Linked DNA regions of Homo sapiens: region 1 is linked to region 2. A link is an interaction called in ENCODE POLR2A ChIA-PET data of the cell type or tissue named here. Cell type or tissue: MCF 10A. All regions are shown on one strand.

Region 1 (5,000 bases), 68 kb before region 2:
TGATTCTCATGCTTCAGCCTCCCTATTAGCTGGGATTACAGGCATGCACCACCACGCCTGGCTAATTTTTGTATTTTTAGTAGAGACAGGGTTTCACCATATTGGCCAGGCCTGTGTCGAATTCTTGACCTCAAGTGATCTACCCGCCTCAGCCTCCCAAAGTGCTGGGGTTACAGGCGTGAGCCACCACACCTGGCCTAGAGCAGTGTTAATTACATGTTTGCTATCCCTGTTGTTCCTTTTCTCCTTCCATCCTTACAATATAGGGCCCTGCCCAGAATTGAGGACTTCTAACAGAAGTCACATGAAAGGAAGCAGGTTACAGCTCTAATTTCAGTGACATACTGAACTACAAGAACCAAGTAAGTCAAAAGCATAAAAGCTAAGACCCATTAAAGCTTTTAGGAAAAAATGTTATTTTTAGTCCAAGAGAGACAAATAAAATTCTCCAACTCTATATTCTGAAACTTTAAATACACTGAATCAATTTTCTAAGAGATCTAATTGTTAGTTTCCTCATGACATCAAACAAAATGCAAAAGAGGAACATTTATAATAAATTCAAGCTTTTTAAAGATTAATTAATTGATGTTGGGAGGTAGTTTTGAGACAGGGTCTTACTCTCTTGTCCAGGCTAGAGCATAGCAGTATGATCCCAGCTCACTGCAGCCTTGACCTCCTGGGCTCAAGCAGTCCTCCCACCTGAGCCTCCCAAGTAGCTGAGAACACAGGTGCACGCCACCATGCTTAGCTAATTTTTTTTTTCTTTTTTGTAGCAATGCGGTTTTGCCATATTGCCCAGGTTGGTTTTGAACTCCTGAGCTCAAGCGATCTGCCTGCCTCGGCCTCCCAAAGTGCTGAGATTACAGGCATGAAACACTGTGCCTGGCCTTACTTTTTATTTTTTTAAGACAGGGTCTTGCTCTGTCACCCAGGCTAGAATGCAGTGGCATGACCTTGGCTCACAGCCACCTCAATCTCCTGGGCTCAAGCGATCCTCCCACCTCACCTCCCAAGTAGCTGGGACTACAGATGCACACCACCATGTCCAGCTAGTTTTTTTGTTTATTTTTTTGTAGAGATGGTCTCACTATGTTGGCCATGCTGATCTCGAACTCCTGGGCTAAAGAGATCCTCCTTCCTCAGCCTCCCGAAGTGCTGGGATTACAGGCGTCAGGCATCACACCCAGCCAAATTAAAGCTTTTAACATATGTTACGTCTTATCTAACAAAGTAAAAATGGCTATGCACTCTAATTATTTATCTACAAATTTTTATTCTAAAGAAGAAAACACACCTTATCATTGAAGAATCTATCTAAGATTGACAGTCCACAATCACTTCGGTCCTCATCATCGGCAACTTCATATTCTGCCTGATTGGAGAGATGGAAGAAAAGAAAGAACAGTTAAGCTGGGTGTGGTGGTGCATACCTGTAGTTCCAGCCACTTGGGACGCTGAGGTTGGGAGGATCACTTGAGCTCAAGAGTTCGAGGCCAGCCTGAGCAACATAGCGAGATCCCATCTCTTAAAAAAAAAAAAAAAAGTTAAGCTTCTTCACCAACAATGTTTCATTATGTTTCAAATTATTTGGTTTGATATCCTCAGAGTCACAGACCAACTCTACTGATCAAGAGTCTACAGCTCTTCTTTGGGAAAGTAAGGTGTATGAGGCGGAAGAAGTCAGTTTTTTAAAGGAGGTTAATGAAGTTTTAGAGCAATACTTCCCATAATACTCTGTATGCCATATTACATTGTATCCATTAAAGATATCTCAGGGCCGGGAGCAGTGGCTCATGCCTGTAACCACAGCACTTTGGGAGGCCGAGGCAGGCAGATCATCTGAGGCTGGGAGTTGGAGACCAGCCTGGCCAACATAGTGAAAACCCGTCTGTACTAAAATTACAAAAATTAGCTGGGTGTGGTGGCGCATACCTGTAATCCTAGCTACTCAAGAGGCTGAGGCAGGAAGAATTGCCTGGACCCAGGAGGCGGAGGTTGCAGTGAGCCGAGATCATGCTACTACACTCCAGCCTGGGCAACAGAGCAAGACTCAGCCTCAAAAACAAACAAACAAACTTCAGTGCTGGGAGTTCTGGATACTGTGTGGCATGCAATTAATGGAAGAGAAAGCAAGTCTGATCCTGCAATGGTCCTTCGATATGCCAACTGGGCAGGCTATGAGCCCCAGTTAGTCACTCAAACATAAATCCAGGTGCTGCTGGGAAGGTACTTGTACATACGATTAAAGTTTATAATCAGTTGACTTCAAGTGAAGGAGATTATGCTAGATAATCTAGGTGGCTCTGACCTAATCAGTTGGAAGGTGTTAAGAACAGAGATGAGTCTTCCTGGAGGAAGAAATTCTGCCTGAGGACGGCAGCTTCAGCCCATTACTGGAGAGTCCTACCATGCCCCTTCTGACGGTCCGCCCTACAGATTTCAGACTTTCCTAACCAGACCCCACAATTATGTAAGCCAATTCCTTGCAATAAATCTCTTAATATCTCCTCCTATGGGTTCTAGTTCTCTGGTTGAATCCTGACTGATACAGATGCCACTAATTCATTTAATGAGCAAGAAATAGGGCAAACAACCATGCCATGTGCCATGAGGGGGAAATGAATAAGACACAGTCCCTTCACTTGAGAAGCTCACAGAGCCTGTCATCACCTATCACGAGGATAGTCAAAGCAGTAAGTGTGACAAAATGGCACAATCAGACATTATTTCTGAACCTACACAACTGCCATCAAAAAAACAAAAACATAACCTGTAACTGCAGTCACATAGCTGTCACCTCATAACGACAGGTATCATGACAATATCAGAAGACTGAAACCTAAAACAGAGTTTCAACAATGCAGTTTAGCTATTTTAACGTAAGGAAGAACAGTAGGTCCCTAAATTCTTAAAATACAGCAGCTTGGCAAACATTACCCACTACATGAGAACTTACACCCAGGGTTCCATCCCCCAAACTGAGTAAGCATGCCCCAGCATACTGGAACTCTGTCTTCAAAAAGAAGAACTGGCCAGGCGCAGTGGCTGATGCCTGTAATCCTAGCACTTTGGGAGGCCGAGACGGGCAGATCACCTGAGGTCAGGAGTCTGAGACCAGCCTAGCCAACATGGGGAAACCCCGTCTCTACTAAAAATACAAAAATTAGTTGGGTGTGGTGGCACATGCCTGTAGTCCCAGCTACTCAGGAGGCTGAGGCAGGAGAATCACTTGAACCTGGGAGGCGGAGGTTGCAGTGAGCTGGGATCACGCCATAGCACTCCAGCCTGGAGGACAAGAGCAAAACTCTGTCTCAAAAAAAAAAAAAAAAAAAAAAAAAAAGAAGAAGAAGAAGAAGAATCACCTTATTCTAGCAACAGTGCCAGAAAGGAAAGGACTGGGAGAGATCTGAGGGAAGGAAGCAAACAACAAAACAGCCGCAAATGTTTTTCTGAAAAGAATATATCATAAATAAATATATATACATTTTAAAGTTTTAAAAAGCTGTGTTAGAGGAAAATCAAATCCAAACTCAATGATATAAGACATATATGTCCACATATAATAAGCACTCAATACATATTTGCCGATACAATTAAGACAGGCCAAAGCAGAGAGAGGAAGGATCATAACCCTGGTACAAAAGTGAGAGAGATTTTCTGCTAAATTCCACCAATTTTCTATTGGTCACTTGCTTCTGAATTTCATAGCTTTGAAAGTCTAGGCTTCCCAATGGTACCCACAAAGACTGAGAAACATAAAGTTTCTTTACCTATAAGGAAATCACAGTAAATCTCAAACAGGATACATGAGAATGTTGGAAACTTTCTTGAGCATAGTAAATTCCATCCAAAGTGATCATTCTTCTTACACAAACTTTATCCCTTCCATATGCTTCTGGGTTAAAGCGTTTTTAAGTTAAGAGCATTGGCCAGTTGAGTGCAGAAAGGACACTTTTCTGGTAGCCGAACAAGCACTATCATCTTAGAGCCGGGCACAGTGGCTTATGCCTGTAATCCCAGCACTTTGGGGGGCCAAGGCAGGTGGATCACAAGGCTGAGGCAGAAGAATTGCTTGAACCCAGGAGGCGGAGGTTGCAGTAAGCCAAGATCATGCCACTGCAGTCCAGCCTGGGAGACAGAGAGAGACTCCATTTCAAAAAAATAAAAAATAAAAAAAGCATTATCATCTTAATTAGTTTGTCATCTTCATACAATTCAAGCCTCAAGTTTCAAAGTCATTCAATGACTACATGTGATTCTCCAACACTTGAGACGTAATTCTACACAAAATACCACTTCAGACTAAAGGGATTTCTGTCCTAATAAGATAATATGACACCAAGACAACCAGTCCCTCCACTCCTACATCATTGCCCAGGTCTAGTTTTTACATTTTCTTTTTTTTTGAGACGGAGTCTTGCTCTGTCGCCCAGGCTGGAAGGCAGTGGTGCGATCTCGGCTCACTGCAACCTCCGCCTCCTGGTTCAAGTGATTCCCCTGCCTCAGCCTCCCAAGTAGCTGGGACTACAGGCACGCGCCACCACGCCCGGCTAACTTTTTGTATTTTAGTAGAGACGGGTTTCACTGTGTTGGTCAGGATGGTCTCGATCTCCTGACCTCATGATCCGCCCGCCTCAGCCTTCCAAAATGCTGGGATTACAGCATGAGCTACTGCGCCTGGCCAAGTTTTTACATTTTCAAAAGCATAAGATTGGGTGGTTGCTCAATATGGAGATAAACTGCTCACCACTGCATCCAAGAATTCAATGTGCCTCTTTAGAGTGGGTTTGGTATCACAGAACTGCCTGAAGAGACGTCTTCCTATCGGTTGCTTGTCACAAAGACTGCTATAATCCTTTTCTGGGTGAAGCAAAGGGATAAGAAGCAAACAAATAGAATCATTACAGTCCACCACATGCTGTTCTAAGCCTTACAGTTCTCACTCGATACAGTAAAAGTCAAGAACAGTATTTGCCGTATTATTTTCATCTTGTTGT
Region 2 (5,000 bases):
AACCAACTTCAGATACAAAACTTATTTCTATTCTTATTCCAAAGAGAGTCTGCCAGAGCCACTTCTGTGATGGACTCGAATGGTATGCCCTGGCCTGTCCCCCGCTGTCCTGTGCGAGTAGGGACCCCTCCCTCCCTGCCTTCTCCCTGCTGAGCAGGTGGCTGAGGGTCCTGAACCCACTCACCACCTTAAGGGACATCACATGAGCATTATTTTGGTTTTAATTCTGTGGTAGGGCATTTTATCCCAATAATTTAAACTTGGCAACTGTAATACGTATTTTTACTTTTTAAAGTGAAAAATGCTAATAAGAACCAGAGGAAAAAATGCAGGAACTAGGATCCTGGATATAGAAAAGGATTCCAAGTCTACTTCTCATTTCGGGGAAAATATGGACCAGCACTATTCTAACTCCTTCCATCTCTGTCTTTATTTCAGAAGTTTAAGATTAATAGCTTAGGATCAGCAGGTCCGTATTTTGAACCAGCAGCTATCATCATCCTTCTGAGCTCCCAGGGCCTCTGCTCCCACCCTAACAGCTGGCTCGCCTCCCCAAGTACCACGTTGGCAGCTACCTTCCAGAAGCCAGGTGTCCATAAAAAGGCCGCCATACCACCTAGCTGAGTGAGCATACAGCCTCAACCGGGAAAAGGTGCTGACCTCTGGCAGCCAGCCTGCATTTTACCTGTGGCACATTCTCCCCTCAGCCCATGCCAAGGGCCAGATCAGACCTCCTGTGGGTTCTCCTGCTGACAGCTCTGTGATCACAGAGCACGGCCAGAGCCTGTCCCCATCCACTCAGCTGCCATCACAGCCCTGCTGAAGGAGCCTCACACATCGGGGGGAAACTCCACATATCTTGTTTGACTTGTTTTTAAAAACAATCCAGGTTACTCAGATCCCAGGAGACTCCAAAGGGCAGACACATGTCTGTGTACATGTGCACAGAAACTAGGAGGAGGCCACATGACCCACAGCTCAAGCTGACTACCTCCAGTTCTCGCTCTAAGGCAGGTAATTACAGCAATGGCTCAGACAAAGCTTCACTGGAGGGAGACAACCAGCAGCAGGGCCTGGTGTGTGTGGCGGCCTGAATAGTAAATAGCGGTGTGACACTGAAAAACAATTCAGCAACTCAAATTTCAGTCACAACTACGTAATGCAGTGGCTGGTCTAGAACGAGACAAAAACCGGTGAAGAGGTCCTCTTAGGAGGAGTGCCTAGCTCCCAGGATGACGACGGCCCAGGAGAGCAACAGTCAGTCCCACACAACAAGGTGGCTCCAGCAAGGCTGACCCCGGAGGACTGAGAAGCACACTGAGGTTTCAGTAAAAACCTGAGTTGGAGCTTACGGCCCTGAGGATGCTGGCGGGAGCCTCCTGGCAGGGGTCCCTGTGCCCCTGGTTCTTCTTGGTGCCAGCACCAAGGCTGCTCAGAGCCTAGTGGACAAGAGAGCTGGCAGCAGGGAGCTTGGGGGAAAAGCAGCTGATGCCCAAAAGCCCTCAAGGAATAGGCTTTGGAGACCTGCTTCTCTCATTAGTTCTCAACATTTCCTTTTCAAAGCCTGACATTTGAAACCACCTGCTCCGTGAGGGTCTCAAACTTGAGCCGCTTATTTGTATTCATTTTAAGACTGCCCCATCTTTGACAAAAACAAGACCGCCTTTGTCAGCGGGCTACCAAGAGAAGTACAGGCTGCACCAGCCATTCCTGATGGGACCTGGGCACATGCCAGGGCAGTCAGCATTTTCACCCTCCGGCCTGTGACCACACCTGCACAGGAAACCCTCAAGGTTTATGGAGAAAGAGAATTTCTGTCAGAAACCCCAAGCCCTACACACAAGCACAGTAAGGACGTTCAGAGCGTCCCCCTGCACAGAGGCCGGGGCTGACTGCTGTGACCAAAGACTCAGTGAGGAAGGCAGTGCGCTTCTGTCCAAATCAGGGCTCGGCCACGCACAACCTCGTTCTCGCGAGCCGCCCTGTCTGAGCTCCCTATTCCTCTGCTCCAGCCGGGGGAAAATGACCTATCTCTCAGGGTTACTTTGAGAATGAGATGAGATGTACGCACAATAGCACTGGGCATGTGCCCGGCACAATGACTGCTCAGCAATGCTGAGTGTTAATGAATCAAACTGAGTAAAGGAGGTCTCTCCCCGGTGAAGCTTCAACAGACAGAAATACTGTGTTCGTAAAGAGACAAATGTCAGGGTGACAGGCAACATGGCCGAATAGGAACAGCTCCGATCTGCAGCTCCCAGTGAGATCAACGCAGAAGGTGGATGATTTCTGCATTTCCAACTGAGGTACCTGGCTCATCTCCCTGGGACTGGTTAGACAGTGGGTGCAGCCCACGGAGGGCGAGCCAAAGCAGGGTGGGGTGTTGCCTCACCCAGGAAGTGCAAGGAGTCGGGGAACTCCCTCATCTAGCCAAGGGAAGCCATGAGGGACTGTGGCTTGAGAAACAGTGCATTCCAGCTCAAATACTACGCTTTTCCCACGGTCTTCGCAATCCACAGACCAGGAAATTCCCTTGGCTGCCCATGACACCAGGACCCTGGGTTTCAAGCACAAAACTGGGCAGCCGTTTCGGCAGACACTGAGCTAGCTGCAGGAGTTTTTTCTGATACCCCAGTGGCGCCTGGAATGCCAGCAAGACAGAACCCTTCACACCCCTGGAAAGGGGGCTGAAGCCAGGGAGCCAAGTGGTCTTGCTCAGCAGATCCCACCCCCATGGAGCCCAGCAAGCTAAGATCCACTGGCTTGAAATTCTTGCTGCCAGCACAGCAGTCTGAAGTCGACCTGGGATGCTGGAGCTTGGTGGGGGGAGGGGCATCCACCATTACTGAGGCTTGAGTAGGCCATTTTCCCCTCACAGTGTAAACAAAGCTGCCAGGAAGTTCACACTGGGCAGAGCCCACCGCAGCTATGCAAAGCCACTGTAGCCAGACTGCCTCTCTAGATTCCTCCTCCCTGGGCGGGGCATCTCTGAAAGAAAGGCAGCAGCCCCAGTCAGGGGCTTATAGATAAAAGTCCCATCTCCCTGGGACAGAGCACCTGGGGGAAGGGTTGGCTGTGGGCACAACTTCAGCAGACTGAAGTTACTACCTGCTGGCTCTGAAGAGAGCGGTGGATCTCCCAGCACAGCACTCAAGCTCTGCTGAGGGACAGACAGCCAACTCAAGTGGGTCCCTGACCCCTGTGCCTCCTGACTGGGAGACACCTCCCGGCAGGGGTCAACAGACACCTCATATAGGAGAGCTCCAGCTGGCATCTGGCAGGTGCCCCTCTGGGACGAAACTTCCAGAGGAAGGAACAGGCAGCGATCTTTGCTGTTCTGCAGCCTCTGCTGGTGATACCCAGGCAAACAGGGCCTGGAGTCGACCTCCAGCAAACTCCAACAGACCTGCAGCAGAGGAGCCTGTCTGTTAGAAGGAAAACTAACAAACAGAAAGGGATAGCATCAACATCAACAAAAAGGACATCCACATGAAAACGCCATCTGAAGGTCACCAACATCAAGGACCAAACGTAGATAAATCCACAAAGACGAGGAAAAACCAGTGCAAAAAGGCTGAAATTTCCAAAAACCAGAATGCCTCTTCTCCTCCAAAGGATCACAACTCCTCACCAGCAAGGGAACAAAACTGGACAGAGAATGAGTTTGATGAACTGACAGAAGTAGACTTCAGAAGGTGGGTAATAACAAACTCCTCTGAGCTAAAGGAGCATGTTCTAACCCAATGCAAGGAGGCTAAGAACCTTGAAAAAAGATTAGAGGAATTGCCAACTAGAATAACCAGTGTAGAGAAGAACATAAATGATCTGATGGAGCTGAAAAACACAGCATGAGAACTTCGTGAGGCATACACAAGCATCAATAGCCAAATCAATCAAGCAGAAGAAAGGATATATCAGAGATTGAAGATCAACTTAATGAAATAAAGTGTAAAGATTAAAAGAAAAAAGAATGAAAAGGAATGAACAAAGCCTCCAAGAAATATGGGACTATGTGAAAAGACCAAAGCTACATTTGATTGGTGTGCCTGAAAGTGACAGGCAGAATGAAACCAAGGTGGAAAACACTCTTCAGGATATTATCCAGGAGAACTTCCCCAACCTAGCAAGACAGGCCAACATTCAAATTCACGAAATACAGAAACACCACAGAGATACTCCTCAAGAAGAGCAACCCCAAGACACATAATCATCAGATTCACCAAGGTTGAAATGAAGGAAAAAATGTTAAGGGCAGCCAGAGAGAAAGGTTGGGTTACCCACAAAGGGAAGCCCATCAGACTAACAGCAGATCTCTCTGCAGAAACCCTACAAGCCAGAAGAGAGTGGGGGCCAATATTCAACATTCTTAAAGAAAAGAATTTTCGGCCGGGTGCAGTGGCTCACGCCTGTAATCCCAGCACTTTGGGAGGCTGAGGCGGGCAGATCATGAGGACAAGAGATCGAGACCATCCTGGCTAACATGGTGAAACCCCATCTCTACTAAAAATACAAAAAAATTAGCTGGGCATGCTGGCGTGCACCTGTAGTCCCAGCTGCTGGGGAGGCTGAGGCAGGAGAATGGTGTGAACCCTGGAGGCGGAGCTTGCAGTGAGCCGAGATCACGCCACTGCACTCCAGCCTGGGTGACAGAGCAAGACTCCGTCTCAAAAAAAAAAGAATTTTCAGCCCAGAATTTCATATCCAGCCAAACTAAGCTTCGTAAGTGAAGGAGAAATAAACTCCTTTACAGACAAGCAAATGCTGAGAGATTTTCTCACCACCAGGCCTGCCTTACAATAGCACCTGAAGCAAGCACTAAATATGGAGAGCAAAAACCAGTTCCACCCACTGCAAAAACATACCAAATTGTAAAGACCATCGACACTATGAAGAAACTGCATCAGTTAACAGGCAAAATAACCAGCCAGCATCATAATGACAGGATCAAATTCACACATAGCAATATTAACCTTAAATGTAAATGGGCAAAATGCCCCAAT

The links. Peaks named below come from ENCODE experiments on the same cell type or tissue, not always from the same donor. Only the 100,000 strongest peaks of a DNase experiment are listed, where the experiment ranks them.
Region 1: POLR2A ChIA-PET joins it to region 2 with 5 read pairs; 2 of 35 experiments call an interaction of 5 or more read pairs at or near these places.

What each region holds. Positions count from the first base shown.
Region 1 is chr4:2,988,590-2,993,589 of GRCh38, reverse strand. GRK4 (G protein-coupled receptor kinase 4) reads right to left here. Exons shown (of 16, transcript NM_182982.3): 3 at 4,751-4,863; 4 at 1,298-1,375. Among named protein-coding and RNA genes, the nearest start is that of GRK4, 28 kb to the right of the region's middle. In MCF 10A, no CTCF peak of the experiment used is centred here; no DNase peak of the experiment used is centred here.
Region 2 is chr4:2,920,812-2,925,811 of GRCh38, reverse strand. The region is part of intron 14 of ADD1 (adducin 1); the gene reads right to left. Among named protein-coding and RNA genes, the nearest start is that of SLC75A1, 12 kb to the left of the region's middle. RefSeq lists enhancers at 1,079-1,974, 1,975-2,870, 2,871-3,768. In MCF 10A, no CTCF peak of the experiment used is centred here; a DNase peak (open chromatin) is centred at 2,461.